Regions from separate parts of the Mus musculus genome. Here region 2 is linked to region 1. Evidence: chromatin loops called from intact Hi-C (ENCODE). Cell type or tissue: heart. All regions are shown on one strand. Links, peaks and the distances in the headings refer to the core of each region. The heading gives the core; the rest is flanking DNA.

Region 1 (15,757 bases), core at 2,733-10,732:
GATACGTTGGTATCTAGTGGAGAGTTGACTAACATGAGATTTAACAATTGCATAAGTTGGAGAGTCCCAAACCACTGTGCCCTTCCCTGGTAAGAGCTGGAGAGGTGGTTTAAGTTCGGTCGTGGTTGTTGGTGTCATCACTGTTTGAACAATATTTGGACTCACTGCAACATCTACTTGCCCTCCTTCTGTTGGCATTCTGGTCTTCTTCAGATTTTTTTCCCCACATGTACCAGAGTGTCTCAAGTAGAGGTGACTCTACCCAGTGTCGAAACAAGGCCTAAACATCTGGGCTGGCTGCTTAGTGCACCCGATCTCCCTGCTTACAGAATGGTTAAAGTCTTAACAGGAACCAGTCATCGGTGACCCTGCAGTGATCTGAGGGATATGAGCTCTCTCCTCCACTTGGAATCGCAGTTGCTGGTGGGTTCCATGAGAAGAAAGTCTGTCCTAGCATAAAACATGCAGAGGAAAGCAGAAGACGAATGAGGGAAGGTTCCAGAGACTACTGGAGAAGCCGAACTAAGCTGTGGCTGAAGAGATTGGCACTCACTCACATGCACAGAGTTTATTAGCATCTCAGTTCTACTCCGGGGGTTCTTTTAGACCTTGAGACACAGGAATTCTCATGAAGTTCCCATCTCAACAGAGCTCCAACCTTTCACGAGCCTACCCTTTGGTTTCCTCCTTACTGCATTTGCAGTGATGTAGAAGACCCATTGCACCATGATTTGGAAGCAAAAGATCTCCAGAGGCCCATCTGCCAAAGACTTGGTTACCTACCCACCTATGCCACCAATGGCAGGTGAAACCTTTGGGAGATGGGACCTGATAAAGGTGAGCCACACCGGTTGCTACTCTGCTATAAAACCCCTGTGCCTCTCTGACCAGCCCTCTTTGTTCATTTAAATGAGACGTGTAAGTTGACTTATCCCAAGAGGCACCTTCACCGTCGAGACCGATATAACCAATCAGCAGTGCTGAGGCCTCAATGTGAAACATCTTCCACAGGCTTGTGTTTTTGAACACTTGGTCCTCAGCTGGTGTTACCATTTGGAAAGGTTGTGGAGCCTGTTGGAGGTGGAGCTGGCTGGAGGAAGTGGATTATGACAGGGTGGGCTTTACAATTTATATAAACAAACAAACCCCACTTCCTGTCCCCTCTCTGCTTCCTAAGTGCAGATATAATGTAACCAGCGGACTCCCCATCTAGCTGCCAAGCCTTTTTTTTTTCCCATGACAGACTGTGTCCCATTAAACTGTGAGCCAGAATAAGCCCTTCCTCTTTAAGGTGCTTGTCAGCTATTGTATCACAGACAAGCTGCAATACAACCAGCTGCCAGGTTCCCTAAGATGTGTCCTCCTGATGTCCAGCTGGCTTTCCTCGGTGTATCCATTCACTTACCCCTCAACCTGTCCTCAGTTCACTGGCCTTTCTCTACCAATGAGTAAATGACATGGATTCAGAAGCAGAAAGTAGTGACTTGGTGACATCCTTAGAAGGCATCCTGGGACCCTAGCTTCCTCCTGTCTCTTTCTGTCTCCGGGATGCTACTTTTCTGGACACATATCTTTTGCCATGACCATAATGCCATCCCACCACAGGCTAAAACCAGCAGAGCCAAGTGATGAGGGTCCAGACCCTCAGAAACTATGAACTAAAACAGACCTGTCCTTAGAAGTTGTTTGGCTCAGGTATTTTGTTACAGTGACAGAAAACCAACATGGCTGGTAATTAAGAAAATAACCCTGCCAATAGTACGGTAGGTGATGATGATTGGCAGAAAGAAAATGCAGCAAGGGGTGAGCAGAGAGCAGAGAGGTCAGTGAAGCCCTCGTGAAGATCTGGGGGGGGGGGGGCGAGGGGGAGGGAAACATGGACCAAGTTCAAAGTTGGCTGGGATAAGAAGGGAGTGAGTGCCCCGACGGTGGGTCTGAGTGGGCATATGCAGGACTTTACTTTCATCCTAATTTTCATGTGACTTGCCTCTAGGACCAGAGAAGAGTGAGACAGAGGGGAACTGAACAGAGACCTGGCTTCTGTACCCAGATGACAAGGCAGGAGGGCAGCATGGAGGCCATGCTGGTAATCTACATGCTAGCCAGGACCAGGGCTTGAAGCAGATACAGAAGGGACCAAGTGGCCCAAGCCAGTGAGTTCCAGCAAAAGCATGTGCTGTTGGTTTTATATCATTCGCTCAAAGAGGCTCGGGTGGGGGAAAGCTCCAACTTCCACCTTACCGCAGATGCCATTATAGTAAGCACACTGCTATTTCACATGCCACTAAGAGAGAAACACTGCCAATACCTTGGCACAGCCATTCTTCCTGGGACATGAACATGCCCTGCCGAGCTTCTTGCTGAAGGCTTTAGCATGACAACTGTTATCAGAACACAGTAAGTGCCATGTCCGCCCCCTCACCCTCTGAGAAAGGAGAACAGTTATACACTGGCAAACTTCCAGCTGTAGTTTATCCATTTGAGTCCTTAATATTAGGTGTGTTTAGGAGCTAGCACCTCAGCCGCTTGGGGAAGCATGCTGGTTCACTGACTCCCACTACCCCCTGCCTAAAACCCTTCAGTACCTCCAGAATTCCTGAAAGATCAACTCCACACATCCAGATAACCCTGGACCCTTTGAGGCTGGTCTGGTATTCAGGGGCTTTTGATTAAGGCTCCACCTTCCTCGGATGCACAAAAGGCTCTGCCAGATTCCCAAATGAACCCTGCTTTATCTTTACCAACTGCCTTTGTACATTCTGTTCCCATCTTTAGAAATGCCTTTCCCCAGGAAAGTCTTGCTGACACTTCTGCAAGACTCGAGTGTAGAGAAGAGTTTACCCTCCCAGGGTGAGGACCCCTCTGCAATGGCTCCACTCCTGGCACCCAGCATGGAGTAAGTGTGAGAAAGATTATATGTAAATGCATATGGAATACATGAACTGGCAGACTGTACTCCACACGTGCACAGGAAATGCGTGGGGATGGCTGGAAGGCCCATGTGTTCATGCTCCACTGCACTGGAGAGTCCCAGACTTGTACTTCACCCTGCACCAAAACAGATGGCTTACCCAAGTTTGACAGAATCTGGATGGGAAACCAAGACAGGAAAACCAAAACATCGATTACAGTAAATATTTTAGAGCTAAGAAAGCATGAATGGGGTCATTGCCACAGAGGTGGCAAGTCCCCTCTGAGAGTTAAGCATGAAAGAAAGGGGTACTTTTCTGAAAAAAAAAAAAAACACATAGACATTAGATATGGGAGGGGGGGCGTCTTACTGACCGTATTTGGTATTTTTGTAAGGTGGGAGTAATAAATGGTGACATCAAACAAGAATAATTATAAAATATAGTTACAGGCTAAAGGTATCCCATTGTTGTCTTTACACCCAATGAGAAACTCTTTTATTTAATTTAGAGACTTATTTTCTTTAGAAATCTATGATCTACCACACAAATATATAATATACAATACTTTGGGGTATTTGATTAAGGTGAGTTTAAATTTCTCTGGGGCAGGGAAAAAACTAGGTATGATTTCAGAGTGCTAATTGTTAATAAATGCTAGTGTTATATGTAGAGGTGTGTTTCAAGGAAGAGAACTAATATCAGGATTGTGCTAGACGAAATAACTGTCGATGAAAACCTGATGTATACATGTAAAACTCAACCTGTTTTTAAAAGATAGAGATGTTAAGAAAACTATCAGTGTGACCTTGACTCGGGCTATACCCATGGACTTCTAAACGGGGGCAAAGCTACATGGAAGTCCTAACTCCCTCTGGCACATACAGAGCCTCTACTGTCTCTGGCTTCTACTAGCCCACTCCAGTCTGAAGACCAAGAAGATCGGGGCTACCAAACAACCTGTAGCCATACTGAGCCCTCCCTGCCTATCACCAAGGATGTTCATTCAGACCCACCAGACATGGCCTCCTGCAAGGAAGGACTACCTGGCTGGATCAGCAGGTGTCTGCACCTAAGTGGGGTCTCACCGTTTTGAGAGGGCCAGCCTTGAAGGTTCTAGAAACCTTATGTACCCTGTACAGAGGATGACCTCAGCTTTCAGGTTTTAGTCTATGATTGGGGTGTTCCCCTCTCTCTCTCTCTCTCTCTCTCTCTCTCTCTGTGTGTGTGTGTGTGTGTATGTGTATGTGTGTGTGTCTCTCTCTCTCTGTGTGTGTCTCTCTGTGTATGTCTCTCTGTCTCTCTCTGTCTCTCTCGATTTCTCTCCCACCCCTACAAAACAGCCACAAGAAAAGTACCTGTTCCACTGGGATCTGTGAGGACTGAGTAAGCCCAGCACAGCAGCTGACATAAAAGAAAGCTCAGGATGCCTAGCATTTGGGGCACGGTGGAGATAGATAGGCAGAGAGAAGCCAGTGTATGTTATCACACAGTAGGTTATTAACCAACGCAGGTGTCTGTAAGACACTTTCCACATGTGAGTAATGATTGAACTTCCAACGACCTGATTAGGAACCTTCACAGATACGGATGAAATGAGGATTCAGAGGGGTTGAGTCCCAGGACACATGATATTGAAAGTAAATGCTAAGAAAACTTCTTACACTTTTGCTCAGCCAAATACCCATTTACCAAATCCTGCCACCATTAGCTACAAGGACTCTCCAGACCAGGCATCTATACAAGGTTGATAGCCTACAATACTCCCTACCAAGAAGCTAGCCCCAAGCAGGGCTCCTTCCTCAGAGCCACTGACTTCAGCTACAAAAAGTTTCCTTATGCCGTCCTGATACCAAATATGCGGTCCTGATACCAAATAGGTGGGGTCTCTCTCTCTCTCTCTCTCTCTCTCTCTCTCTCTCTCTCTCTCTCTCTCTCCCTCTCCCCCCCTCCCACACACACACACGTTGTGCGTTGTGCACTTTCACCCAGTAGGCCACTTCTGTGTTATCCTCAAGTTCTAAAGGCCACCTTGGAGTCCCAGAATGCTGAGCAGGAGCAACGCCCCCTACTCTACTGTGAAGCAAGATCTTCCCTGTGACGCCCCCTCCCCCAAGTGATACCTTGAGTCCCCTTTTCCTCTCCCAGTCTTCTGTCCCAACTCTAGGTTCAGCATGATCTGGGCTTCCAAAAAGCACTAGAGCCTAAGAAGTGGCCAAGTAGAAGCTCTATGCCTAGCACTGGGCCGGTGCACAGCCAGTGCGAGGTTGACAAGGCTGTGCTGAGACCCTTGCGCTACACTCAGCAGGCGCTCAGTGAAGGATAGCAAAAGGAAGGGACGCCCAGGGGATGTGGGGAGTGGCGGCTCCTGTTAGGGAGGCTCTTACCTTCTTCGTTCTCATCAAACACTGGGGGCTTGTGGGAGTGGTTCCCGCCCATATTCCGCCGCTACTGCCGCTACTACATGCCCGGCCTCTCCTTTCGGGATGTCAGATGCAGGATTCTCACAGCGATACGGGATCCAGGATGCTCTTGGGATGCAGTGTGCAGGATGAGAGCCCTGGGATGCAGCCTGGGTGAGAGCAGCCAGCCAGGGTTGTAGCGTGTGTGGAGGGGGCCGATTGCAGGGCAGGGATGGGGACCGTGTGGTCACCCCTCCTCCAGGGTGTCACCCCGCTGCGATCACCGCACCCCCTGAGCCCTCACCCGATTCTCTCCATGACGCACAATACACGGATGGAAACCCGGGGACTCCCTGAGCCCAGACCACCGTGCAGCTCTGCTCACAACGGTGGTGAGGAAAAAGGAGGAGGAAGAGGCGAGAAAGGAGGGTGGGAGGGCGTGCAGCAGGAGGAGGGGGCGTGGACCCGGATCTCAGCCAAGAGTTAGAAGCCACCGCCCCCCACTTCACAGTCGGGTAGGCGGGGACTCCGAGGGAAGGGGCCTCCCTGGAGCTGCTGGGTTCCCGGGACTCCCCACCCGCAGCGTTTGACAGTTCGTATAGACTCAGAACTGCGCTCACCCACTGGCTCCGCCACAGGCTTCTTTGTTTTCCGGGATGTTTAAATGAGTGAAAGGAGGGCCCAGACAATCGATGTCTAATATGTAACCTCTCTCGTTGTACATTAAGAAACTGAGGCCTATGAGGCTGCCGTTTATGTTTAAAAAAAAAAAAAAAAAAAAAAAAAAAAAAAAAAAAAAAGTACGTTTTTTGGAAATTGCCTGTCTGGGTCCTCCGGATTGGGGCAGGGTTCACATCTGGGTCTGGGCTTCTGCAGCAGCTGGGGCGAGCTTGAGGGAGCTGGCGGAGGGACGGGGATTGTCTTTCCAGAGACCAGGATGCCTAAGGACCCTAGGCTTGCTGGGGCCAGAGTGGGCGGCACAAACTCCCCAGGAGGCAGACATTACCTGGCAGCACCGGCTGCTGGCCCAGACTTCCCAGGGTCGGGTTATCTCTGGCCACATCCTGCCACCTGCTGGGCACTGGGAGCCACTGTGAGAAAGCTAAGGCTCTTTTTTGGGTCTTCCAAACCTATTCCCTTCCTTCTGTCCTCTACCCCACCGTGTCCTTTTTGACCAACACAACTTTTAGACTCCACGGGGAGGAAGGGGGAGAAAAAGGAGTCGGCTCCACCCTCACCTGACTGACTTAACTGCTTCTCATCCAATTGGTCTCATCTAGAAGACTACACACACCTGATGTTTGTGTGCCAGTCCTGGGGTTCTCCTCTGTGGTATGGGATGATACCCAGGTTGCTGTAATATGTATAAAAGAAGCAAGAGCGCCTGATGGGAGGTTAATAAAGACAAGCACACGTGTTCCTCCTTGCACCAAAGAGCTTCAGTGGTGTGGCCAAGCTACACCAGATCCAGCATGGCCAAATGCAGAACACAGGAAACACCTCAAGAGTCAGTGGGAGAAATTCAGACAGTGCCAAGTCTTTACCCCATTCTAGGGGTATTATTGTATGAATAAATCGTACAATCTCTTCTGGCCTCAGTCCCTCCATTTGAGCAATGGGACTAATGGCACATCTACCTTCTCAGGGCTCATGTTGGGGAATAAGGGGCTTGATAGTGATCTCTGGAACACAGTGAGCATGGCATGAGTGTGTGCTGTTGCCTTGGATCATGAGTTGCTGTGTGGGCATCTTCTGCCTCCTAGCTCAGGCGAGAGAGGGAGGAGCTCTTAGAAGCTGTGACAGAAAGCTATGTGTTTTGAAGCATTATCACAGAATACTTGGCTGATATGCATTTGAAAGTAATAGCCATATCAGCAAAGATGGTCTCTGTGATTTTGCTGTTAGAAAGGTTCCCAGGATCCTTGGTGATAGGAAAGCCATTTGTCTGCCCCTCCCTGGAAGACCAGAGAGACCGACCTTGAACATCTGCTCCCTCTCCTCTTGGCATTGTTCAGACAATGTTTGCTAATACTTCTAATGGGTCAGGAACTAGAAATGCAGTGGACTAAGACAAGGTATGGCTTCATACCGGAGTGTAGGAGGCTTTAGTGGTGACACGAAGTGAACCTGGGCCTGTAAGGGTCAAGGGGAGACATCAAACCACACATGCTATCTGTGAGGGCTTCTTAGGAGAGAGGGGTCTTCAGCTAGGCATGGAAGAGCAAAGAGAATCGGCAGATAGGGGTAGAGGATGGAGAGTTACCTGTACAGTTCCCACAGTCAAGAGAGAAAGATGCCTTCTAGAATAGTCAAAAAGAATAGTTGTTTTATTGAGCACTGTGTGCCAAACTCTGTGTCCAATCTTGGTGGGTTGCTCAGTCCAGCAACCACTTTCCTCTTTACCTTCCTCTTCCTCCTCTTCCTCCTCCTCCTTCTCTCACTTAGACATGGTGTGCTAGACTCTGAGTCTTAATTGCATCCCATGAGCTGTCCCCCCAACCCTCATGATGGCCCTGGCAGTCAAGTACCCTCATCACCCATATGGAGGAAGAATATAGCATTAGAAGGCTAAGCTGATATCAAAGGCTAATGGGGAAAAAAAAGATTCAAATTCCAAAATCAAATGTCTATCAGATTTGCTGAAAGGACATGGTGGTGACCCAGAATGGAAGAGTGACTGTTTTGAGAGTTACAAATAAATTCAGCTTTTATATTTTTCTTCTAAGTGTTTTTCTTATGTTAACAATTAGTAAAAACAATGGTACTTTCACTTTGAAAAGTCTTTCAAACATTGCCCCTGATTTCATAAGGCATGTGTTACTGCTATAGTTCCTGTGGCACACAACGGAGGTGGTACAATTGTCCCTGTGTTTTCAGATGAAGAAAAGGAGGCTCTTGGAGTTAAATGGCTGCTCCTTAGTGCCATTAAGATCATTAAAATGTCTCTGCAAACTCAATGGCTTGAAAGAACGGAAATCCCAGCACTTAGAAGACAGAGGCAGGCAGATCTCTGAGTTAAAGACCAGCCTGGTCTACACAGTGAGTTCCAGGACAGCCAGAGTCACACCAAGAAACCCTGTCTTAAAGAAAAGAAGAGGAGGAGGCGGAGGAGGAACACGAGTTTATTTTTGCTCCTTAGGAGACCAGAAGTCCAAAGCTAGGGTGCTCACCTCACTAGTCCCTTTAAGGAATCTGTGGAAGAATCTATGCAGTGCAACTTCTGGCATGGTCTAGCTTCTGGCTCCAGGTATTCCTTCTCTAGGGGCTACAAGTCCTCATTCTCTGCTGCCTATGTTACCTACTTTGCTCCTAGATGCCTCCCATGTGAACTTCCCTTCAGTTTTACTGGAATGGGGCTTCCCCAATGGCCCAAGAGGCTCCTGTTCAACCCAGAAGTCTCCAGGAATGGAATGGGAGCTAGTTGGTGAGTGGTACCGACCTCTGTCACCTCTGGTCTTAAGGACAGCTGACCGTAGTGTCCTCCAGAAACCTCAGCCACGAGTCTTCATGGTGCAAAGCATTGGTCACATGATACTAGCAGCATCTATCTGAATCATTCTGAAGAAAGACCCTTCCTTTTCTACAACCTACACGTGCTGGGTGCCATCAGTCCCCCAGGAGAGAAAGTCTGAACTTGACTCCAGCTGTGCTTCAGATGAGGCTGGTCCCCGGTCTGTCCTTCTTTCCTCGAAGCTGATACAGTTTTGTGGGGGCATAACTCTATGCAAAACAAAAACTATTTCATAAAATAAAATCCATCACTGTCCCCAACCCAAGCCTGCTGGGCTTTTATTTATAAACTGCAGGGCAGGGCAGGCATTGTTTAAGAATCCCTTTGTAAATTAGACAAGGGAAACTAGGAGTGTGTTTTCCCATTACTCTCCAGCTTCAAAGACAGATGCTGAGGGAGACTGTCCTTTTGTGTTTTATATTTGCAAATTGCTGTCTCCTGAACACTTGTTCTATTGCTGAGAACGCGAAGCCAGATCCACTGGCTACTCCTGCATTTGTGGCTCACCATGCCTAGGACTGTAACGCTTGGTTTTCTGTAACTTGATCTCACCGTGGAAGCTAATGTTGTTCCCTGGAGCAGGGTGTCTTCTGTGCCAAACCATTATTATTTTTTAAGGGTCTCCCAGATCAGATCTTGTTATCGTTTATGTTAAGCCTATTTTATTTAAAACTTAAGTCTGGTTTGCCTAGAGTAAATACTGTCTGCTGGCGTTACAGTTTGAGTCATTCTGCCTGGCAGCCTTGTGCCTTACAAAGAGAGAAAATGATCAGGCTGTTTGTGGCTCACTGAGATAAGGCAGGGCTTGCACGTGCAGCCCTGTGATTGAGACTCGTCTCCCTTGCACGGGCAGTTATCCCTGGTGATTAAAAACTCAGCATTTCAAAGCACAATTTTACTGCACATCCTGGTGTGTGTTGTGTGTGTGTTCAGTCAACATAGGGTTTATAAATTGCTCCCACTGTGGGTGTCTGCATTTCTTGGCATTGCAAGGCTCCCCTGGAGTTATTTTTATAGTTTGGAACTTATAACCCTGCAAGATCTGAACTGCTCATTCTTACATTAAAACAATTTGCAGCGTAGCTCCACGGTGCCCTCGAGTTATGTGTTTGTGGAAGACTACAGTTGCAATGTGAACCAGGCTGGGCAGGAAGAGTTTCCCAACTGCCAAAGGCAACATCCGATCAAGTGTGTTTCCCCTATATTCCTGCCTGGTTTATAAGGATTCTTAGAGGCTTAAAGGAGTGTCGTGAACACAGGGAAGTGTGTTTGTGAGTGTACACATGTACACGGCTAAGTCCTCTAAGTCAATTCTTCATTTATAAAATAGGGGAACATTTTCTTGATGTCTGGACTTGAGAAATGATTCCCCCAAAGCATGTTGATGATCTATCTCATCATGATCTCAATAACGAAATCTTGATGCTGCTCCCTGTCCCGTCTCTATCATCTTGATTCCTCCCCCAGCTCCCCTTCAGAAGGGGCTATCACTAAAGTGCTTTCATTTGACTAAAAACTTCTAAAAGAGTTAAAGCTGACACAGCCCCTCCCTGGGCATCCGATCCTGTAACCACAGAATCCTAGTCACTACTGAGAGGAAGAACTGGTGTTTGTTCTGGATTACCTGGGATTCTCGGGGAGACCTATCTGGACAGTGAGAGTATAATCCTTGGTGACTTTCTGCTTCTTCCCTTCCAGAGTCCCCAAAACTGTCACCAGCCATTCATTTCCCCCTAGTGACTATTTAGACCTATCAAAATTACCTGTTCCTCTTTCAAGCTCCCCTCTGAAGAGGGGGCATAGGTTTCTGAAGCTTCCTGGGTTACAGGCTCATCATTCTCCTGCCCGTTCACTTTTCTCCCTGAGAAGACCTTATGTGAACAACTTACAGGAGCAAGGTTTTTACTTGTCCTCATGGTTTGAGAGGGGACTACTGTCCATCATGGTGGAGAAGGCATAGCATGACAGAGTTGCACATGGGGCTCTTGGGTCTCCATAGACCAGAAACCAGAGAGCTCAAGCCAGAAAGCAGAGCCCTACAAGACCAGCGCTCCACTCCTAGGGCCCTATACCTGCCATGTAGGTCCCTGTATCCAAAAGAGTTCACAATCTCCAAAACAGCACCACAGGCTGGGGACCAAGTGTTCAAATACATGAGCCTGTGGAGGTCTTTTCATAATAAATTCATAACATTGGACTGGAAAGATGGCTCGGTCGTCAGAAAACTTTCCTAACAAGTACGAGAGCCTGAGTTTGGATCTCCAAAGCCCCCTCCCCCAACAAAAAGCCTCATGTATTTGGTAGGAGTCACAGCAAAGATGAGATGGGAGGCGGAGACAAGTGGATTCCAGAAGCTTGACGGCCAGGCCAGCTCATCTCTGGAGTTCCAAACTAGTAAGAAACCCTGTCTAAGATAAGAGATGGACAGCACCTGAAGACTGAAACCCAAGGTTGTCCTCACTCATACCATGTGCACACACAACTACATACACACATGAACACACAGAGATACGGCAAAACTGCAGCATCGGATCTAGGTGCATCTGTAATTGCTTGTGCCTATTCTGTCTGTCTGCCCTCGTCTTCAGCACCAGCACATACCTCTGTGTGTTGATGGTGAGCTTTGGGGACAATGACCCAACAGAGAGCTCACCAAGGTCTAAACAGCCGTGAGTGTAGGCTGCCAGGGTGGCTGTCCTAGTTTGCTCTCTGTGGCTATGTTAAACACCATGGCCAAAAAAAACAATGATGAGGAAAAGAGTTAATTTCAGCTTACATCATGAAGGGAAGTTAGGATAAGAACTCAAGGCAGGAACCTGGAGGCAGGAACTCAGTCAGAGACTATGGAGGTGCCCTGATTATTGAATTGCTTTCTATGGCTTTCCCAGTTTTCTCTCTTATAGAACCCAGGACCATATGCCACAGCAGGATGGGCCCTTCTACCTCAGTCAGTAAGAAAATGCCCCACATTTTTGCCTGCATGACAGTTTGATGGAGGGTTTTGTTTTGTTTTGTGTTTTGTTTTTGTGTTTGCTGTTTGTTTGTTTGTTTGTGAGACAGGGTTTCTCTGTGTAGCTCTGGCTGGCCTAGAACTTGCTCTGTAGACCAGGTTGTCCTCAAACTCAGAGATCTGCCTACCTCTGTCTCCCAAGTGCTAGGATCAAAGGTGTGCACCACCACCACCATGCAGCAAGGAGACATTTTAGAACTTTATTTATTTATTCACTTCTCCTCCCGATTACAGTCCCTGCTCCCTCCCTTCCTCCCATCCCCACCCTCCCAAGCCTCTCCTCCATTACCCCTCCCCTTGTCCCCAAGGAGGCCTTTTCTTAATTAAGGTTTCCCCTATGACCAGATGACCCTTGCTTTTGTCTAACCATCACATTAGCATTAGACATATTACACTTGCCATCAAACCTGAAGACCTAAGTTGGATTCCTGGGACTCTTGTATATGGAGAGACCGGACTCACGCATATTGCCCACAGTCTAGTCTCCCCCAACAGGATGTCCCTCCACATGGGAGGGAGGGCAAGGCCAAACTACTAAATGTGGAGGTTGAAGTATGTTACTGCTCCCTACTGAATAGAGCCCTTTCCACCACAGAGGTCTTATCCCCACCCATTACAGCCAAGGGAGTATCTGCTGTTGACTGCAACTCTGTCTAGCAGCCATGTTACATGCCTTCTGGGCATCAGGAACTGTTCTAAGTGCTGGATGTTCACTAGGAAACTGGCCAGGTGTGGTCCCTGTACTGGATGCTCACAGCAGATTTCGGGTTTCTCCAGCATCCTTGATTATAGTTCCTTCATGCCAGCCTTTGAGACAGGAATGACCCTTTCTGCAAGTGAGAAAGGCATGCACTGAACACAAACATGAAGATCCAACCTCTGTGCGTGTGAGTGTATGAGTGTGAATGTGGTGTGTGTGTGTGTGAGAGAGAAAAGGGTGAGTGTGATATGTGTGATTATGAGAGAGAGAAAGAGAGAGGGGGTATGTGTATGAGTGTATGAGTGTGTGTGTGTGTGTGTGTGTGTGTGTGTGTGTGTGTGCACGTGTGTGTGTGTGTGTGTGTGTGTGTGTGTGTGTGTTGCATGTGCATAGGTTGGAGAACAAGCCTGGGTGTCATTGCTCCTCAGTTCCATCTCCCTTGGGTTTTTACATTTACATTTACTGTATTCACTTGTGCACTAGGGAGTGCATTACCTACCATAGTGAAGGTGTGGAGATCAGAGGAGAGTCTGTGGGAATCATTCCTCTCTTTCCACCCTGTGAGATTCTAGGGATGAAATTCAGGTCCCCGAGAGTGGAGAGACGTGCCTTTACCTGCTGAGCCACCTGACTACACCAACTTATTTTGCTTTGGTGGGAGGTTGTTTGGTTCTTCGTTTTTGAGACTGGGTCTCTTGTTGCCCTGGGGTTTTCAGATTAGACTAGGCTGGCTGACCAGCAAGCCTGACTTGAGGGATCCACCTGTCTCCACTTCCCTAGTACTGCAGTTACACATATGTGCCATTAGTGCCTGGATTTTTCTTTTTTCCATATGGGTTTTGGGGATTGAACACTGGTCTTTGTGCTTTTACAATAAGCACTTTGTCAACTGAGGAATCAGCCCAGCCCAGGACTTTATGTCCTCTGTGCAGTGAATGAATCTCAATTCACAAAACACCTTTGTAACACTCATGCTGAGAACCCAGGGCCTGGGTGAGTTTCCGTACACTTGGGTCTCCACAGTGAGAAAGAATAGTTTGGGGACTTCCACACTGTGAGGAGTTTGGGCTTCATGTCCGTACCACCTCAGCCTCTTACCAGGAGTCAGAAGCAGGCAAAATAATGCTGAGCTGACCTATCAGCTCTTCTGATTCAGAGTTGTGGTGTAGTCATGGGATTTTATACCCATCAAGGTGATTGTGAAGAGAAAGTGCTAGAAGTAGAAGCCTTCTGCACAGAGATCTTTTGACCCTTCCTGACTCCTTTACTTATGCCACAGCAAACCGCACCCCCTAAAACTATGCCTTCCTCTGAAGGAAGAAAGGAACCATTCAAATAAGATGTTTATAAAACCCAGAGGTTGCACTTAGCACCGCTCACCGTGCCAACAACCTGGAGGGGCTGTGCCAGCTTCTGCAGTGGTCTCTGCCCTGGCTTCTAGTCAAAGATTTAAATGTTTCTCTCTGCTTCCTGCCTTGGGTGTGTGCTGGCTATGGGGCTTCCTGGAAGGCCAGAGGCCAAAACACTCAAAGTGCTTCCCAAGGGAGGGAGCCTGACTTCTCAAATGAGGCAGCCTGCGTGGGCAGCAGGAGAAGGGGGCTCCAGGGCTCTGGGCCAGCAGGAAAGGCTGGTGGACTTGCCCCAGCTGCAGCTGCAGCCCCCATGGGGCCCATCAGGAGGGGAAGCAACAAAAGGCACCATTCATTCATTCATTCATTCATTCCTCTTGCTAGGCCCTGTCCTGGGCTAGCATGCCAAGGTCCTGACTGTGAACCCTTCAGGGTCCAGTGTGAATGCTTGTGTTTGGTGGTTGGAACTGAGTTTATGGGGCTAGCATTACAAAAATATGGGGGCTAGCATTACAAGAATATAACAGGAAACCCCAGAGCTTACCCTATACCAGGCACTGATTGGAGGATTTGGGTATGTGGAGTAGTTAATCGCCTCAAAAGTTTGTTTGTCGGGGGCTGGAGAGATGACTCAGTGGTTAAGAGCACCGACTGCTCTTCCAAAGGTCCTGAGTTCAAAGTCCAGAAACCACATTGTGGCTCACAACCATCTGTAATGAGATCTGACGTCCTCTTCTGGTGTGTCTGAAGGCAGCTACAGCGTACTTAGATATAATAATAAATAAATCTTTTTTTTAAAGTGATAAGGACAGGTCAGAGGCAATGTCTGCTATTGTGATCTAGGGTAGTGTTGATGCTCAGGGTGAAGTGTGTGTGTGTGTGTGTGTGTGTGTGTGTACAAGGCCACCACTGTGGGCAAATGGCAAACCAAGGAAGCTTTTCCAACTTCTCTCCAGGCCTGTGTGGGGACCAACGCTGTTGCCATCTTACTGAGAAAATGCCAGGAAGTTGCACCTTTAGAAACAGGCAGACCAGGCAGAGCAGCGAGGCAAGTCTGTGGCTCAGGGTTTGAGTTTAAGCCTTTAAGTCAAACTGGGCCTTTAAAATAGTAAAATTTCTACAGCCATGGCCAGGAGCTGGGGAGCAACAGCTGGGGGTGAGGCGGGGTTTGTGTTTCATGGGAGCAGGATTTAGTCGGGGAAAGGCAAAGTCTCTGGAGATGGTAGCAGTGATGGCCACATGGCACTGCACCTCCTCACTGTAGTGGATAGTAAAGGTGGAAGCACGGTAGATTTCATGCCATGCATAGTTTACCGCAGGGCATTTTTTCCTAAGTGTGGAGGAGAGAGCACAGCTCTAAGCATCTTTCACAGTGCACAGTACTTGCTTGAGTTCCATTTGTTACCAAAGGAGTCATTAAAGACAGACACTTCAAAAAAAATTAAAAAATAAAAATAATAAAAATAATAAATAAATAAATAAATAAAATAGACACTTCAAGAGCTGAGAGATGCCTCGGTGGTTAAGGGCACTGGCTGCTCTTCCAGAGAACCCAGGCTTGACCCCAGGAGCCACTTGGTGGTTCATCTCTACCTTTATCTCCAGTTTCAGGGATCTGAACGCCTCTTCTGGCCTCTGCAGGCAGTAAGTACACAGATGTATGTTCAGTCAAAACACTCACACACATTAAAATAAAAAATGTAAACATTGTTTTAAAAGATAGATGCTCTGAGTCTTGGCCTCAGGTTCCAGCCAAGAGCATGCCATCAATGACAGACACCCAGATCTGCCTGCCCACCTGTTGAGAGGAATGTGTTGGGTACATCACCCAGCCTCTTACAGACAAAGCAAATAAGTGACCCAACTTCTTTTTTTT
Region 2 (15,757 bases), core at 4,099-12,098, 260 kb before region 1:
AAGGATTTGGTCTTGTGGGATAGGCTCAACCCAGAGGTGACAGAGTCCAGGAGTGAGTGCACTTATGCTGGCGGCCTTGGTCCTGGGAGACATGTTCTGTGTGAGTGTAGCAAGCCAAACTTACTTCTCTCGGTTGAATATGATGAACTCTTTCCGCACTGTCTCCAAACACTGCTGCAGGTGTCCATTCTGTTGAAGGGTACAGAGAGAGGTCTAAATGGCAGCGCACTGGACAGGGGGATGTGGCAGAGGGACACTAACAGTGACTAGTTTATTTATATGGGAATTGTGGCCACATGGGACTTAGAGACAAGCCCAGTGGCTGGGTTCAGCAATTATGTCTGCAGACAAATGTGCTTCTGAGTTTGGGCTCCCTTATATTAGGATGCTCAAGCCTGCTTTAGGACATGGAGGAGGAGATGTTTAGATTGAGACATTCATGCCAAGCCCTCCGTCCAGGATCAGAATCATTTAGGACCCCCCCCCTCCCCACCTGCCGCCAGAAGCTGCATATAGATGACACATGATACTCTGGGAGCCTCTGGGATCACTAGTCTATGGTGCTTCCAGGGGCTGGCAAGATGGTTTCATTTATTTTTAAACAAGAGCACTAAAATAAGCTTTTAGTTGTTGTTGTTGTTGTTTTTTTAAATGAGAGGTCATATCCATCTTTATATTAAGGTAACTGCAAAAACTTAAAAATCTGTATTTTATAGAGGAAAGGACTGTTATGGACTGAGTTTTGTCCCCAAAGAGTATGTTCATTAAGCCATAGGGTCTTAATGTGGCCTTATCTGAGACCAGGTCTTTGCAGGTATAATCACGTTAAGGTGAGGCAGGGTGGAATGTTATGGGTGCTGAAGCCAGTGGGGTGTCTTTGCACAAAGAGCACAGAGACTCAGAGACAGGCCACAGGAAGTTGGAGGGGAAGGTGGAAGGATAGAGTTGCCAGCTGGGCAATCTTAGGAAAGCTAGAAGAGCTGAGATGGTATAATGGCTAGCGACACGAGAGACACATGATGAAATAATTAGTTCAGAGGTCAGAGTGCACACATAAACCCTTCACAGGAATGAGAAGTAGGGGAGTTGCAGGGTATGGTTGACCTAGGGGTGAGACTGGAGTTCTAAGTGATGGTGTAGGTGGCAAGACTGTGTTTATCTCATTGGCTGAGAAAAAGTCAAGCAAGATTCTCAGATCCCCAGAGTTCTGATTCATGTTGCTGCTCAACACTAAGATGCCTATGTGAGAAGGACAGCCAGCCAGTGATGGGCTAGGACAAAGTGACAGGATCTAGAACAACCCAGGAGACAAACTGCTGGGCTTACCTGTGAGAGAGATTCTAAACTGGATTAACTGAGATGGGAAGACTCACTTTAAATGTGGGTGGCACCATCTCAATGAGCTTGGTACCAAAATGAATAAAATGGAGAGAATGAACCAGGCACCAGCATCCCTCTCTCTGTGTGTTCTGACTGTGGACACCATGTGATCAGCTGCTTCAAGCTCATGCTATCACGCATTTTCCACTGTGATGGGCTGTCACAATGCAGCCTGTGGGGGTCCCTGCAGGATAGACCCTTATTAAAAGGTGCACAGAGACTGGGGTGCCCTGTATTGTCCCTGGGGTTCTCAGTGTGGATGGCAAGAATATGGGCACTCCCTCTTCAGTCATCCTTGTATATATCAGTATTATAAGAGATCATTCATATGCCAGAGGCATTTGATTTACTTCAAAAAAAAAATAGTAAGTCAACTCTCTGTGACCTCAGATCCAACCAACTGTAGTCTGAAAATACTGAGAAACAAAGAAATTTCAGAAGGTTCCATAAAGCAAAACCGAAGATTTGAAGTGCACTGGACACTACACAAAATCCACAAGAAAGGAGTGACATGAAAGTCACCATCCTTAGCCTCTCCTGTGTCCCAGAGGTCCAGCTAAGTGTTATCACCCAGTATGTCTTACTTGTGAACTTTGCAGTTGAGCCTGTGCTGGTGAGATAAGTGTTGAACAGCAATGTCCACCACCTATGTTATACACAGCATTTGGGCTGTGTCAAGTAATGGAAGTAATCCCAAAGCAATCTGAAGCATATGGGGAATGTGCCTGGGTTTTATACCCAGCACAACACCATTTTATACAAGGAGTGTGGGGATCTACGGGATTGGGATCTAGTGGGGCCCTGGCACTACTTCCCCAAGGACACAGAGGGAGGGAAAGGAAGGCTGTGGGCTGAAGTGTACCTTTGAATAAGAGGGGTCTGTCCTCCATACCTCCCTCCTTCCCCACAGAATCCTCCCCTGAGGGCTCACCAGGGGACAGCTGTCCTTTGTGCTGTCTCTGGACCTATGCTTGGCCAACCTCTTCTTCTTTTTGTGAAGTGGCTTGGATTCTAGAATCATTTCTTCAAGTTCAAATGTGGGGTCACAGTTCAGTCTCCCTTTCTGAAGGGAAGCAGAAAGAAAAACACGTTTCATGGTTATTATCTGTCACATCATCCTCTGCCCATAGCCCAGGCATCTTCACATGTGGCAACCGTTAGCTGTCACCCTGGGATGCCTCATGTTTCTCTCTGATAATATAATCAGTGTGGCCTAACCACACACACCATCGGTTCAGAGACACAGTCCCAGCTGGGCAACCATGCCCTGTTAACTCTCTGTCCACCTCAGCGGCTCTCAACCTTCCTGATGTTTCGACCCTTTCATACACTTCCTCATGCTGTAGTGAAGTCCAAGCATAAAATTATTTTCATTGCTACTTCATAACTGTACTTTTGCTACTGTTATGGATTGTAATGTAAATATCTGATGGTCTCAGGTAACCCCTATAAAAGGGTCATTGTACCCCCATGGAGTCACAACCCACAGTTTGGGGAGCACTGGTCTAAATCCTGTGACTGTTTATACATGCAAATTTTCTTTATTTTTACTAATTATTTCATTATAGACACAATCACAGGTCATTATTTTTCTTATTATACTTTTTATAATTTATTTTAAAGTTTAATTAATGAACTTTTGAGATAACCTTGGCAGAGACAGAGTCTTACTATGTAGTACTAGCTAGCCTCAGACAAACAGAAAGCTTCCTTGCCTCTACCTAAATAACATTTCTGATCAACATCTCCTGGTTACCAGTTCCTGTTTTCATAGCTAGAGCTGTCTATCCTCGGAACAGGCCCTGCTAGAGGCCTGCGTCTCCACCCTCCCTGACTTATAGGCCTAGACCCTCATATCAGGGTTCTCAGTCTTTGATGGCTGGCACCTTGATGACCCACCCATTAGCTATGCAGCCCTGTGACTATGGCATCAACAGCTCTGCAGCCACACAGGGAAGCACAGTATTGCAGTTCTCTGGTTTATAGCAGGCATCCTCACTTATAGGGACTCAGGGTGACAGGGAAAGATCTGTCTTCCAAAGAACTACCCTATGATTTTAGAAAGTAGTAGAACTACTACTGTAGTCCTTTCTGTTTTCATGTTGCTGGCCTGTGAGGCTTCTAGTTAAGAGAATCCAGGCCAGGTGCAGCCTCCAAGACAAGAAGCCTGTCCTCTCCACACCCCAGTTGAGCAATTCTGGATTACACATGACCTTTGCCCTGGGTCCACCCTTGTATGGGATGCACAGCCTCAAAGACTGCTAGGATTCACCGAGAGAGACCTGTTAAGCTTCCAGTGTCTGCCCCTTTAAGAACAAGTATTTTCTTGGCTGTGTCACAGTCTGGGTAACACCACAGGACTGCCAGCTTGAAACCTAAGTCACAAGCTAGGGTCTGCTGACCACGCCAATGTGGCCAGAGCTGTCAGACTGTCTCAAAAGTGGTGAGTGTTGATACAACCAGAGAGTGGGAGGCAGGTGGGGCTCCCCAGATAGAACCGTAACTAATCCAGGCTCTTCCAACACAACTCACAAAACCTTTGCGAGGCTCACTTTCCGCAGCTATAAGATGAGGGTAATGAGGCTGACAGGAGAAAATGGAGGAGGATATTTGGGGCTGCTCTCTGCCCCTCAGTACCCCCCATACACACATTGATCTCTGTTCTGTTTGTCGGGTTCTACTGTGAGTCCCATGGATCCTGGCTCCTATCATAATTGACTTCTTCACCTTGGCTAAGAATCCCTTTCCTGTTGTGCAAATTTGACCTCAGCATTTGTCCACCCCCAAGGGAAAGCCTGAACTCAGACTCACCTCTCTCCTGAGTGGCCCGCCATCCATCCATTCATTCACTCAGATGCAGGCCCTGGATCCTGCCTTGCCTGAGATCCAGCTCTGCTGGCCTCGTCCCAGGTCATCTTGGGAAAATTATTTAACCTCACCCAGAACACTAACAAGATCCACTCTCCGGCTGGTGTGAAGCTTCTAGGAGCCAACGCCTGGGAGGCTCGAAGAACAATCCCAGAGCAGAGCCCACATTTAGCCCTGCTGGCCCTGAGCACCCACACATACACACATGTGACAGTAGCAAACTGAGGACCTCCAGTGCCTTCTGGTCCAATGAGGAGGATGAGCTCCCAAGGGATGGAAGGCTCCCTGTGACCAATCAACATCTGCACTAACACAGTCCTTGACATCTGTTCAGAAGGGCAGGAGAGACCAGGGGCTCTCAGCAGCCCTTGGCTCCACTGCAAGAAGCACACCTTGGAAGTCTGGTCCACATACCCTGGATCTAGGTGAAGTGTGAATCTGTTGGTGCCTTACTTCGGTGACTTTCAGGGGGTTCACCAGTCAGTGGCAGGGGTCAGGCTTAATACCAGGAAGGGACCCATGGAAGGGGGTGATATGACTCACATTGGGCACAAAGCCAGGCATCAGGGCCTTCTCGAATACTGCATCCCAGTTCATGTCAGCCAGGTAGGTCATGCTCTGGATGTCACGAAGACTTGACAAGCGGCTCTCAGGGTCCTTGGTCAGCAGCTGCAGTTAGAGGGCAAAGGCACACTGTGAACGGTGTATCCCATAGGGATGAGCATGGACTTGGAACATGACTCCTCACCCAACACTTAGGGTGTCCTTGCATGCTATGCTTGGCAGTGGCCTGCCCCGTTTGGGTCTGGGTTCTCTCTGGAATGCTAAATGTACTGCTATAGCAAGGGAGGGACTTCAAGGTCAACTCATTTCTCTAAGGTCATCTGGCAAGCTACCCTTGGGGAGAGACTAAGTTTTCAGCCCTCTGATAAGCAGCCTCTCTCTGATGTTCACGAAAGCTTTGATTGGAAAGAACAGGCTGGCTGCCTCATCAGAGGACTTCTGACTTGGTTTCACAAGAGTGAAACGGAATGTTCCCTCAGGAGTTACAAGGTGACCTCTGCATCCTAACTGAGTGGTCCACTTTTAACTTCTCTTGAAGGCCAGTTTCTGCTAATGGAGCTAGAGTATAAAAAACAGCTACAGAGGGACTGGCAAGGTGTCTCAGTGGTTAAGAGCACTAGCTGGCTGTGCATAAGACCCCAGATTTGGGTCCCAGGACTCACATTTTAGCTCAAAAACGTCTACAGGCATTAGGCCATGTATGTGATACACATATGTACATGCAGACAAAACATTTATACACACTAAATAAAAAAATTAATTAAAAAAATGAATAGCTCCAGGTCAATACTTTGCATTTTCTTTTTGTATATGCATATGTGTAGATGTGTGAGTATATGTGTGTATGTGTGTGCATATGTGTAGATGTGTATGCATATGTGTAGATGTGTGTGCATATGTGTAGATGTGTGTGCATATGTATAGATATGTATGCATATGTGTAGATGTGTGTGCATATATGTAGATGTGTGTGCATAACCCTGTGTGCATGAGTATGTGGAGGCCAGGGTTTCCATGTCTTTCTAATTGCTCTCCATCTTAGTTTAGTGGTAGAGTCTCACTGAACCTGTAGCTCATGGGCTCAGCTAGATTGACCAGCAAGCCTCGGAGATCCTCCTGTCTCTTCCTTCTAAGGGTGGCATACTGCTGAACTCAGACGTGTTGGTGGGTGGTGTGGGTTTAAACTCAGGCTGCCATGCTTGCAAAGCAAGCACTTGGCCAAAATGAGCCATCTCCTCAGCTCCTGCACTGTCTTTTAAAACACTCTAATTTGTGAGATGCAAAGCCCGTGGGGATAAACACAACAGGACAGGGCTCATCCCTGGGACTCTCACATAAAGGAAATGTCCAATGGCCAGGAGCCCTCCTGAGATTGGCTGTTGTTGTCTCCTGGGAAGAGGAGGAGTCCCTTACTTTCATCACAGGGCCAGGGTGAGGACCAACAGGATTGGTAAGGACCTAGCATGTGCTAAAGAGGAATGTGACACCCTTCTTGTTGGTACTGCCACTGTCATTGCAGAAACATCTTAACTCTCCACATGGAGTGGTCAGGACCACAGCACACATTCTCCTAGCAGCCCTTCCTAATACCTACATGCAGTAGGTATTTCTGTTTAATAGGAACTTGCAGTGGACTGGGAAGAGCCTGGGCCAGGCTGACACACACCCCACTGTGCTGGGTGTTAGTGCATTAGTCATCACTTCCACACAGCTGTCCAACCTCTTACCTTCTTCAGCAGGGACACCATCCCCTCACACCACGTGGAGGAGTAGTGGACACGCTCCACCTTGAACATGTTGAGAATCTCATCAATGGGTGTGGCTGAGTGGATCTCATATGGCCTCTGCAACAAAGGATGATGCCAGAATCAGAAAGAATGTGTTGGTAGAGGCAGTACCCTCTTGTTCAAGGACTGTGTGGTGATGGAAAACCATTTCTATCTCCTTAAAGATGCTATGGGCTCTTCTATCTCAGCAAGGCAGTGTAATGCAAGAAGAGGGCATGGATGGATTGTCTTGGACATAGGAGGCTGAGGTATTTGTCTGTGAGTGGAAGAGGCAGGACTCACTCAGCAGCCGGGTGAGTCACAGGCTGGAGTACTGATACCTGCCATTGAGTACCCACAGGGACACCATTAGTCCCATACTTCATCTGCAGGAAGAGTGGCCAGCACCTCTCTCTGTCTTGGCTGAGCAGGTCTATGAAGAGTCAGACATTATATGTGTTGGGTCTGTGTGAATACTGGGAGGACACCTACAGAAGCCATGCTTGTGAGAACTTTGTATGTGAGTATATATACATGCATGTGTATTCATGCTCATGTGTGCATCTGTGTGTAGGCCACAAGTTGACCTTGAGTGACTTCTTCATTCTCACTCTCTTTCTCAACCTGAAGGTCACCGAATGGGTTAGACTGGCTGGCTAGAGAGTTCCTGGGAACCTCCAGTTTCTGCCTCCCCAGCCTTAGGGTTACAGGTGCTTGCTACTGTACCCAACTTTCTTTTACAAAGATTTTAGGGGATCAAACTCAGGTTCTTATGCCCATAGTGCTTCGCAAACTGTGCCATAACCCATCGTTGACTATGAGAACTTTAACCTTCAGACATAGGTGGCATGTACATTTAAAGTCATCCTGGGGTGACTCAGCTGAGGTGCTTCTAACTTGGGGGCCCCAGGTTTAGCCCTCCTCTGTTTGGGTGGGCATGGAGGCACAGACCTTCCTCCGAGTTAAACAGCAACTATTAAGGCCTGTAACAGAGCCAGCCTGCACTGACACTTTGCTCCATTGTCCTCAGGACGCCCTTTCTCAGAAGCTGCTCTCTTTAGAAGGTACGGTGATTGCAAGTCCTGCTGGCAAGAGTGGTTTCCAGCAGCAGGAAACAGGTAGCTTATTGCAGAGTGCAGGTATGTCTTTATTCCAGGAAACTCACTTTGTTAAAAAAGGCAATTTGCCACTAAATGGAAGCATAAAACGGGAGAGAACTGGCATGGGCCTGCCGTTTCTTCTGCTAGAGTATGGCAGGCAGACCATCGAATCCTCTGTGTGCTTTCTATTCTCTTTATTCAGAATAACCGGCCTACAGGCAATTTGAGACTCTAAATCCTGAGCATGATTCCCCCACCCCCACCCCCCCCCTGGAAATGATCTCCACAGAGAACTGATGAGAAAGCTGGAGTCCCCGTGATAACGGGCCCTGGAAAGAGCAGAATCACCTTCCAACTCTGACTCCAGGCACTGTGGTCTGTCCTTCACTGGGACAGCCAGCAGCCTCCCCATTAGGTGGAGCCCTGCTCCAGTGGTGCACACAGCGGTCCTTGGTTCTGCACTGGGCCTCTCTCTCTCTCTGAGGTATTCCAGATCTCCTTCCTTTATTGATTTGGCCTCTCTATACCCCAAATACTTTTGCTTACAGTCCCCAACAGCTGCTGGCTGGAGACAAAGGCAAGAGGGAACACACAGGGAGGCAAGTTGTTGGTAGTCAAGCTAGGAGGGCAGCATGGTCCCTACTGGGTCTCCAAGCCTCACCCTCTACTGATAGGATCTCTCTTGCACCATTGCCTCCCAGGCAGGCGTCATTCAGTCTGCTGTTGCTAGTGTGCAGAATCACCTCATTATCAGCCTTGACCCCAAATATCCTCAGCACTGGAGTTAGACCTCATATACTAGGATCTCCTCTTGTAGCAGAAGCTGGAAACAGGTGATGCCCAGGCATATATCCACATGTAACTACTGCTCTGTTACTTCCCTGAATAAGTCTAAAGTACATCACTGTACCATGTACCAAGCAAAGCCCTCAGAGTCCTTTACGGAAGTTCCCTGACTGCCCTATGACACGTGGTGGGATTCAGCGATGGGTGAGTCTGCCTCGGCCTGCCTCCTCTGCCTCACTCACACCATTGCCAACAGCAGTGTGGTTCACAGATGAGTCATCTTAGCTGTCATTCGAGAACTCCCCTCTGCTCTTCCTAGTAATGTCTTCCATGCCTGAGCTGCATCCACAGCCTCCATGGGACCATGCAACTTACATGATGACATTGTCTTCAGCACTCTGTCCCTCAGCCCCATGCTGCCAGGGCTCTCTCTGGTTACATCCCCCCCTCCATACTCCACAGAGACCATATTCATTATCTCAGACAAGTTAAGCATGAATTACAGTGTGGATAAGTGTTTCAGCTGGCACACCTGAAGCCTTATTGTCTAATAGGTGGTAACCAGGCTGGGCCCAGCCTCATAGTGTTTGAAGGATGCTAAGCCCTTGAAGGGTGCTGTGCTGAGACCACAGCAGGCTTCTCTGGGTGTGAGTCTTGTTGAGGTTAGAAAGCTAGAGCTTGTACAGTGCTGACCACTAGGGACCAGAATGTGATGGGTAATTTACATCACTAGGTCATTAAATCTCCACAAATCCCTGCTGGGGAGACAACAGAAGTTGCCAGAGGATCTGAGCTCCCTGACTGTTTACAAGTCCTGCTGAGTTAAGGTCACCAAACGTGGTTCCTGATGAGCCAGTGAGGTTCCTCTCAGTCTTCCTATTATAAGGAAGCACCCTTCCATTGAGGAAGAAGGAAAACTCCCTGTTTGTGGAAGCTGTGGGAAGTGACTTCTCTCTGCAAGTGAGGAGCCCTCTGGATCCCAAACGTGACCATCTGTTAGGGTGGCGTCCAGCTAGCAGGGATAGTGTCCATGCTGCAGGTCACTAAGTATCTTCCAGGAGGACGTGGTCAGGAGGCGGAGTCTCCTTCCACCCAGTCGGTGCTCCAGTCTGCCTTTTCGGTTCAAGAGCTGCAGGCTGATGGCAGCTCGCTCCGTGTTTAAACTGCAATTGCTGGTGGCGCTCACCTGGGTTGTTTGTTCCAAGGTAGGTTTGCAGGAGTAGGAGTTCACATTCTGCTCTGGGTTCCAAGAGATGCTGTGTCCCTTGCATCCCTTGCCCAGATTGTAAACAAGTTCTACTTGTTTGCACAGGAGACCAGGTCCCTTTGTTCTTCCCGTGTGGTGAGAACTCCTCATGGGAGAGACAGCTGCTTTCTGTCAGAACTAGAGCATTTCTGAGATGCTGGCGAACAAGCCACAGGAGTAGCACGAGTCCCCACGTGCCTTTTCTGGAGTTCCCCAGCTCCAGGCTCCTGCAACTCCAGTGGGGAAGCCCCTGATGCTTTCCCTGTCTTTGGAAAGCGAGGAGTCTCAGTTCTGTCAGAACTGTCAGTGACAGCCTGGAAGTGACAGTGACAGCCTGGCTGTCAGTGACAGCCTGGAAGGAATGGCCAGGACAATGGATGACTTCCGAATCCACAGTCTACAAATAAACGGAGCAAGGTGAGGGGCTATTGAACTGGTCATTTGGCTAAATCAGTGGTTTCCAGCATGAAACCCAGAGAGCAACCCATTTCACCACTCACCGCCCCTCTGGTAGACAACGCTGACATGCAAAGACAGTTGGGAAAAAGGCTCAGCCAGTTCCTAACAGGTGGTCTTTCTAGTACTTACATCGTCCCTGTACCACAGGCCCTCACTGACCCCGTGACTCTCTCTCTTCCCTTGAAGTAGAAAACTCAAGAATGGGGCTGGTGAGATGGCTCAGTGGGTTAGAGCACCCGACTGCTCTTCCGAAGGTCCAGAGTTCAAGTCCCAGCAACCACATGGTGGCTCACAACCATCCCTAACGAGATCTGACTCCCTCTTCTGGAGTGTCTGAAGACAGCTACAATGTACTTACATATAATAAATAAATAAATCTAAAAAAAAAAAAAAAAAAAAAAAAGAAAACTCAAGAATGAGACACGAGGAACTTAATTTTTAAGAAGCAGGCTTTCTTCCATTCTTGGGCTTCTTTGCCAAGCCATCACTGGCCCTTGAGGAATAACAGCCAGCATGCTTTCTGCTGGCAGGCTTCCACTTTTGAGGGCCACTGTGCAACAAGGTCACCTGCATGAAGGATTGCATTAACCGCGCAGCCTCTGGAGGACAAGCATCCTGGTTCATCTGGGATTGGGGAATGCTTGTGTTCCCTGTTGGCTGCAGAGCCAAAAAGGAACTGCCAGAAACAAGCGAGCCCATGGAGTGCCAAGCCTTCCATTCAGTGCTTGAGGAAGCAAACAAGTCCTCATTTTCTCTGCGTTCTAAAAATGCCATGCACTGCAATTAAGCTTTCGAGGAATTCGTGGAAATAACTGAGTTCGAGAGCAGAAAAATAGTTGGCCGAACTAGAGTGAGAATCTTTGTGCTCGTGGAGGAGTTCGGGTACAGGATGCTTTCATCATTGTTTGTTTGTTTGTTTGTTTGTTTGTTTGTTTGTTTGACTGATTCATTCATTCATTCATTCATTCATTCATTCATTCAAGAAGCATTCATTCATTTACACTATCCTAAAGAAGGGATTCTCCCACTAAAATAAGATACTGCCTTCATGGATGCTGCCCTCTGTTGTCATGAATATCCACATAAGCAAATAGATGCAAACTTGTGTTAAGACTTGCAAAACTTTGTTTTGGGCATTGGATGAACAGAGACAGTTAAAGCAGGGAGAGTGCCACAGTCCAGGGACAAATGTCCCCTAATGCCATTTTGTCCATTACATAGCTGAGGAAACAATGGGTTGGGGAGGTGAGTTGACATTTTCCAATTATACTTGTGCAAGGAAAACACACTTCAGAGGTAGTTTGGTCACAAGAGTTTGTACTTAAATAAAACTGTGAGGTGTTGGTTATCAGATGGCTCCATCATTTTCAGCAATTCATGCAGACTAGTCCCAAAATAAAACCAGGCACTGACTGTCCCATATCGCCCTTAGAGATTCCTGAGTCATATGTTTGAGAAGGATGGGGAGAGAGGAAAGAGAAATGAGAGAGGATACCCAAGCAAGAAGTGGGGAAGTTGGGCTTGCATGCAACTGTGGGTGCAGAGGAAGGGGTTTGAAAAATCAAAGGCCAGGGTGCTTCAACCTTCTGTGACCTCCTTCCCTGGGCACGAAGAAGGATTTCTTTCCCTATCAAAACAGTAAGTGGCTGAGATGGAGATGGAGCCCTCTGAGGGGTGGCCAAAATCCTGGTCCAGCACCCCCTCCTGGCATCTCAGCAGCTTTGCAGATTGAAGTCCTCCCTTCTACAGGACTTACCCAGCCTCGGAGCAGCTCATAGGCTGTGACACCCAGTGACCACCAGTCCACGGGGTATGAGTACCCAGGGCCTCCATCCACATACACCTGGAAGACTTCAGGGGCTGTAATGACAAGGCAGAGAGAATATCAGCCAAAGCTTGACTTGAGCACAGGAAGACAAGCCTGCTGAGACTTTTACTACCACCAGATCCTGCTCCTGGGGAGATACTTTGGAATTAGCAGAAAGGGACTGAGTGTGTGTTCCTATGCTAACAGCCAGTGAGGTACTTGTCCATGGAGAGACCCTAGTATAGCTCACTCCTACAGTGGAAAGTAAGACCTGAGCACATGGGTTTGGACAATTGCCATTCTGTCTCAGTATCAACATAGGCCAGGTGGCCAGCTATTAGGATGCTGAGGACTCTGTACCTGCAGCCCAGCTCATGAATGATCCAGGCATGGAGTAAGACAGAGAGGAAACAGAATGGACTTTTGGTGGCAAAGGAAGGAGTGAGGAGGTGGCAGCTGCCTGAGGGGGCAATGGGTTTATGTCCCTGGCAGAGGCAACATTTTTGAAAAGAGATAGAAGGAAAGGTTGTAGAGCAGTGTGGAGGGGTTTGCTACCCACTCCGGGATGGCACAAGTCGACATGGCTAATCTGATGTTATGTGAGTTTTACCTCTCCGTTGTTCTAGAGAGCCACTGGACCGAAGCTGTCAAGGCTTTAGGTGGCACTGAGGGCATCAAGGAGAGATTGGAACAGGGCAGGTAAGAAAGATCAGGTTGGCTGGATTCTCCACTAGTATCTGACTATGTTGAATCTAGAGCTTAAATCAGATGAACAGTCAGATCCCAGATCCTAGATCCCTGATCCCAGATCCCAGATTCTAGCTAGCTTCTGTTTTTCTTTCACTCTACATTTTAATAGTGTGTTCTTGTCCACAAGCTTCCCTCCCCTTGATACTACAGCCTCTTGGGATGTGCTACCATTTAACACCTTTAACAGATGAGGTTCAGGGAGAGTCTATGGGTGGATGGGAAGTCACATGGCTGAGACAGGAAAAACTGAATAGTGCTTCCTACTTTGGCCAAATCCCTGTCTGACCAACATTCTTTCAGTGTGGAATCATGTTCTATTTCTGGAGAATGATGGAATTTAGAGCTTGAGAAAATAGCGACTTGTTGTGTTAGAAATAGGAAGACAGTGGGTTTGGCTGGAATAGAGTTTAACACATCACTTAGTGTCTTTACCTGTTTTGACAAATGTGGGTAGTAATTATGGTTTATTCATTTGTATATTTATTATCTTTGCGAATGTGACACAACTTAGAATCCTCTGGGAGGAGAATCTCAATGAAGGGTTGTCTATGTGGGGATGGCTCAAAGGTATGTCTCTGAGAGATTATTTTAACTAAGTTAACTGATGTGGGAAGATCCTGCCAACTGTGGGTGGTACCATTCCCTAAGCAAAAGGTCTTGAACTGTATGAGTGAAAGAACTGATCTGAGCATAAGCAAGTGAGCATTCATATGTTGATTTCTCTCTGCTCTTGTCTGTGGGTCTGATATGATCGGCTGTCTCAAGCTCCTGCCGCTGTGACTTCCCCACGAGGATCGACTGTAACCCAGAACTGTAAGCTTAAGCCTCTTTTCTCCAAAGTTGCTTTAGGTCCCAGTATTCTATTACAGTAACACAAATGGAACTAGAAGAACCAGATGGCTGGGACAATTCAGCAGCTGCCTGCAGGACACCTGGCTCACACCAGACACTCTGTAAACTGAAAACTTTATCAATGGTAGTCTGATTGTTACACAAGGCTTCCCTTCCATTGTCATGCCACCCACCCAGTACCGCCTAGCAGAGAGGTGGAGACCATTCAAAAATCTACCCTTCCTGCCGTATGAATTAGCTTTCTTCAAATACTGCAGGTCTTGGATTTTCAACTTTGTTTTTGTGTGTACTTTCCCATCTATCCCTAAATCAGCAGACTCCGAAGTCAATGATCTCACTTGTTCTTTACTCCATCCCATCGCGAAGGCAGCCATTGATCTAGAGGAACCCATGGGAACTTAATGCGCCCAGATCCATTTACTTGTCTGGCTTCTTCCTGACTTAAGAGATCTGGGAGAGAAAGGCTTGCATGATGTTTGTCTATGCAGTCCTAGAGCCTGGACACTATGACCTTGTGACAGCTTCCCAGGTGTGCCCATGAGTACAGCGTGTGTCAAGTGCATCCCAGTGCTTCCTACAAGTCCCTGCCATGCCCACAGTCCAGCTCACACTTGAGACTCGGTGTAGAAGCTGCAGGTGAGGGATGCTACCAGGTTCCCATGAATAGGAGATGGCAGACATTTGCAGTTGCGGTGAAACTGATTCTCCCCTCTCTGCACTCTTGTGGCTGATGACAGAACAGAAACGTTGATGTCATAAACCCTGCACAGCTGCTTTTGTGGTCAGGAATCACAATGCAGAAGCCAGATGGGAGCTGAGAACCCGGCAAAGTCCTGGTATGCATTGCTTAGTGAATGACAGCACTGTGGCTGCCAGCTGCTGTGGTTCTGAACAAATTGAATCCTTTCAGCGCTCAGTGGGACAGGTGCAGAAGGCAGTCTGTGATGAGGAAGCAGAAGCAAGAGGGTCCTCGTGGGCTGAATGGCAGGTCCCCAAGCTTCACTCCCAGTACTTGTGAATACCATCACATTCTGAAATAGGACCTTTGAAGCTATAACGGAGGGTGTCAAGATAAAAAGCATCAAGGTTTAGATTTGGTCCTAAATCCCATGAGTGATGTATTTATAAGAGAGATGAGGGGTGATCTAAGACACAGGATGGCTGTGTGAAGAGGGAGATGAAGCATGGAGTGAGGAGGCAGCCCAGGGACACCTGAGGCTGCCTGAGCTGGAGCAAGTGGAGGGACATCCCCCACCCCCAGCCAAGCCTTCTGAGCAAGAATGGCTCTACCACACCATGCTAGCTCAATTCCAGCTTCTAGAACCTCAAGGAACAGCTTCTCTGTGGTTTTAAGCCTGGCTTAGGAAAGTTTGTTCTACAGTCACAAGAAGCAACTTGTCAGGTAAGGGACTTGTCAGGATCACCCATCTAGCTTGGGAAAGCTGGGATCAAATGGGTCTCAGGTTTCTGGCATCAAACCCTTTCCCCTGGTCCTGGAGAATGCCAGGAAGGACTGGGTTGCCTGGGGATTGGGGATCTGGTCCTTCCTCCTCCATCTTCTCATCCATAGTGGGTACTTTACACTATATATATCCATAGAGGGTACTATATCCACTAGGTCTCCTCTGTCTCCATGGAGCTGGTCCAGCTCAAAGATGTCTTCTGGGAGGAAAAGGCTCAGTTTGTTGCTCATTTTTTATCTTTTCTTATGTGCTGCCTTTGGCTAGATATCATTATTGCCCCCTGACTCCTTTAGGAGCTTTGTATCCAGCCCCACCCCTAGAGCTTCCTGCGTTGGTCTGTTCTTGAGGCTGAGTGGGTCTCCTCTCTGCCTTGTGATGCAGACCATGGCAATGTACTGGAACAAAACATCTTACTGCCATGCCAGCTGCTGTAGACATGGTTCTCCACAGGGATGCCAGCTCTGGGAAGGCTAGCCAATGCCCACAGCAAAGGGGACCTGCCTTAGAATCATGAGGTCCAGCTGCATTCATCCTGCTTGGCTTCCCAGGGCCTTTTGAGTGCCAGTACCCTCAAACAGTTTCAAAGGAGCTCAACACAATTGCATGGATTGGCAATATCTTGACAGGATTCTGGGACCATTTTGCTTTTATCTCTCAGTAGGGCACTGCAGGTTATTGATTCAGGGAACCGCTCTAGATGGCGACTCAATTCTGCA

The links. Hi-C counts contacts between places; a loop is a spot of excess contacts. Peaks named below come from ENCODE experiments on the same cell type or tissue, not always from the same donor. Only the 100,000 strongest peaks of a DNase experiment are listed, where the experiment ranks them.
Region 2: a loop joins it to region 1, with 20 times the contacts of the local background. A loop is called at or near these places in 3 of 42 quality-filtered maps.

The regions. Positions count from the first base shown.
Region 1 is chr5:37,711,439-37,727,195 of GRCm38, forward strand. It overlaps Stk32b (serine/threonine kinase 32B), which reads right to left and starts at 5,715. Exons shown (of 12, transcript NM_022416.2): 1 at 5,297-5,715. The coding sequence starts at 5,348. In heart, for the core only: a CTCF peak has its summit at 6,391 (motif pointing left); DNase peaks (open chromatin) are centred at 5,673 and 6,463; H3K4me3 peaks cover 1,547 bases; H3K27me3 peaks cover 4,110 bases.
Region 2 is chr5:37,454,811-37,470,567 of GRCm38, forward strand. It overlaps Stk32b (serine/threonine kinase 32B), which reads right to left. Exons shown (of 12, transcript NM_022416.2): 7 at 11,926-12,029; 8 at 6,540-6,656; 9 at 4,792-4,917; 10 at 2,312-2,443; 11 at 125-189. Among named protein-coding and RNA genes, the nearest start is that of Evc2, 120 kb to the left of the region's middle. In heart, for the core only: a CTCF peak has its summit at 8,100; no DNase peak of the experiment used is centred there.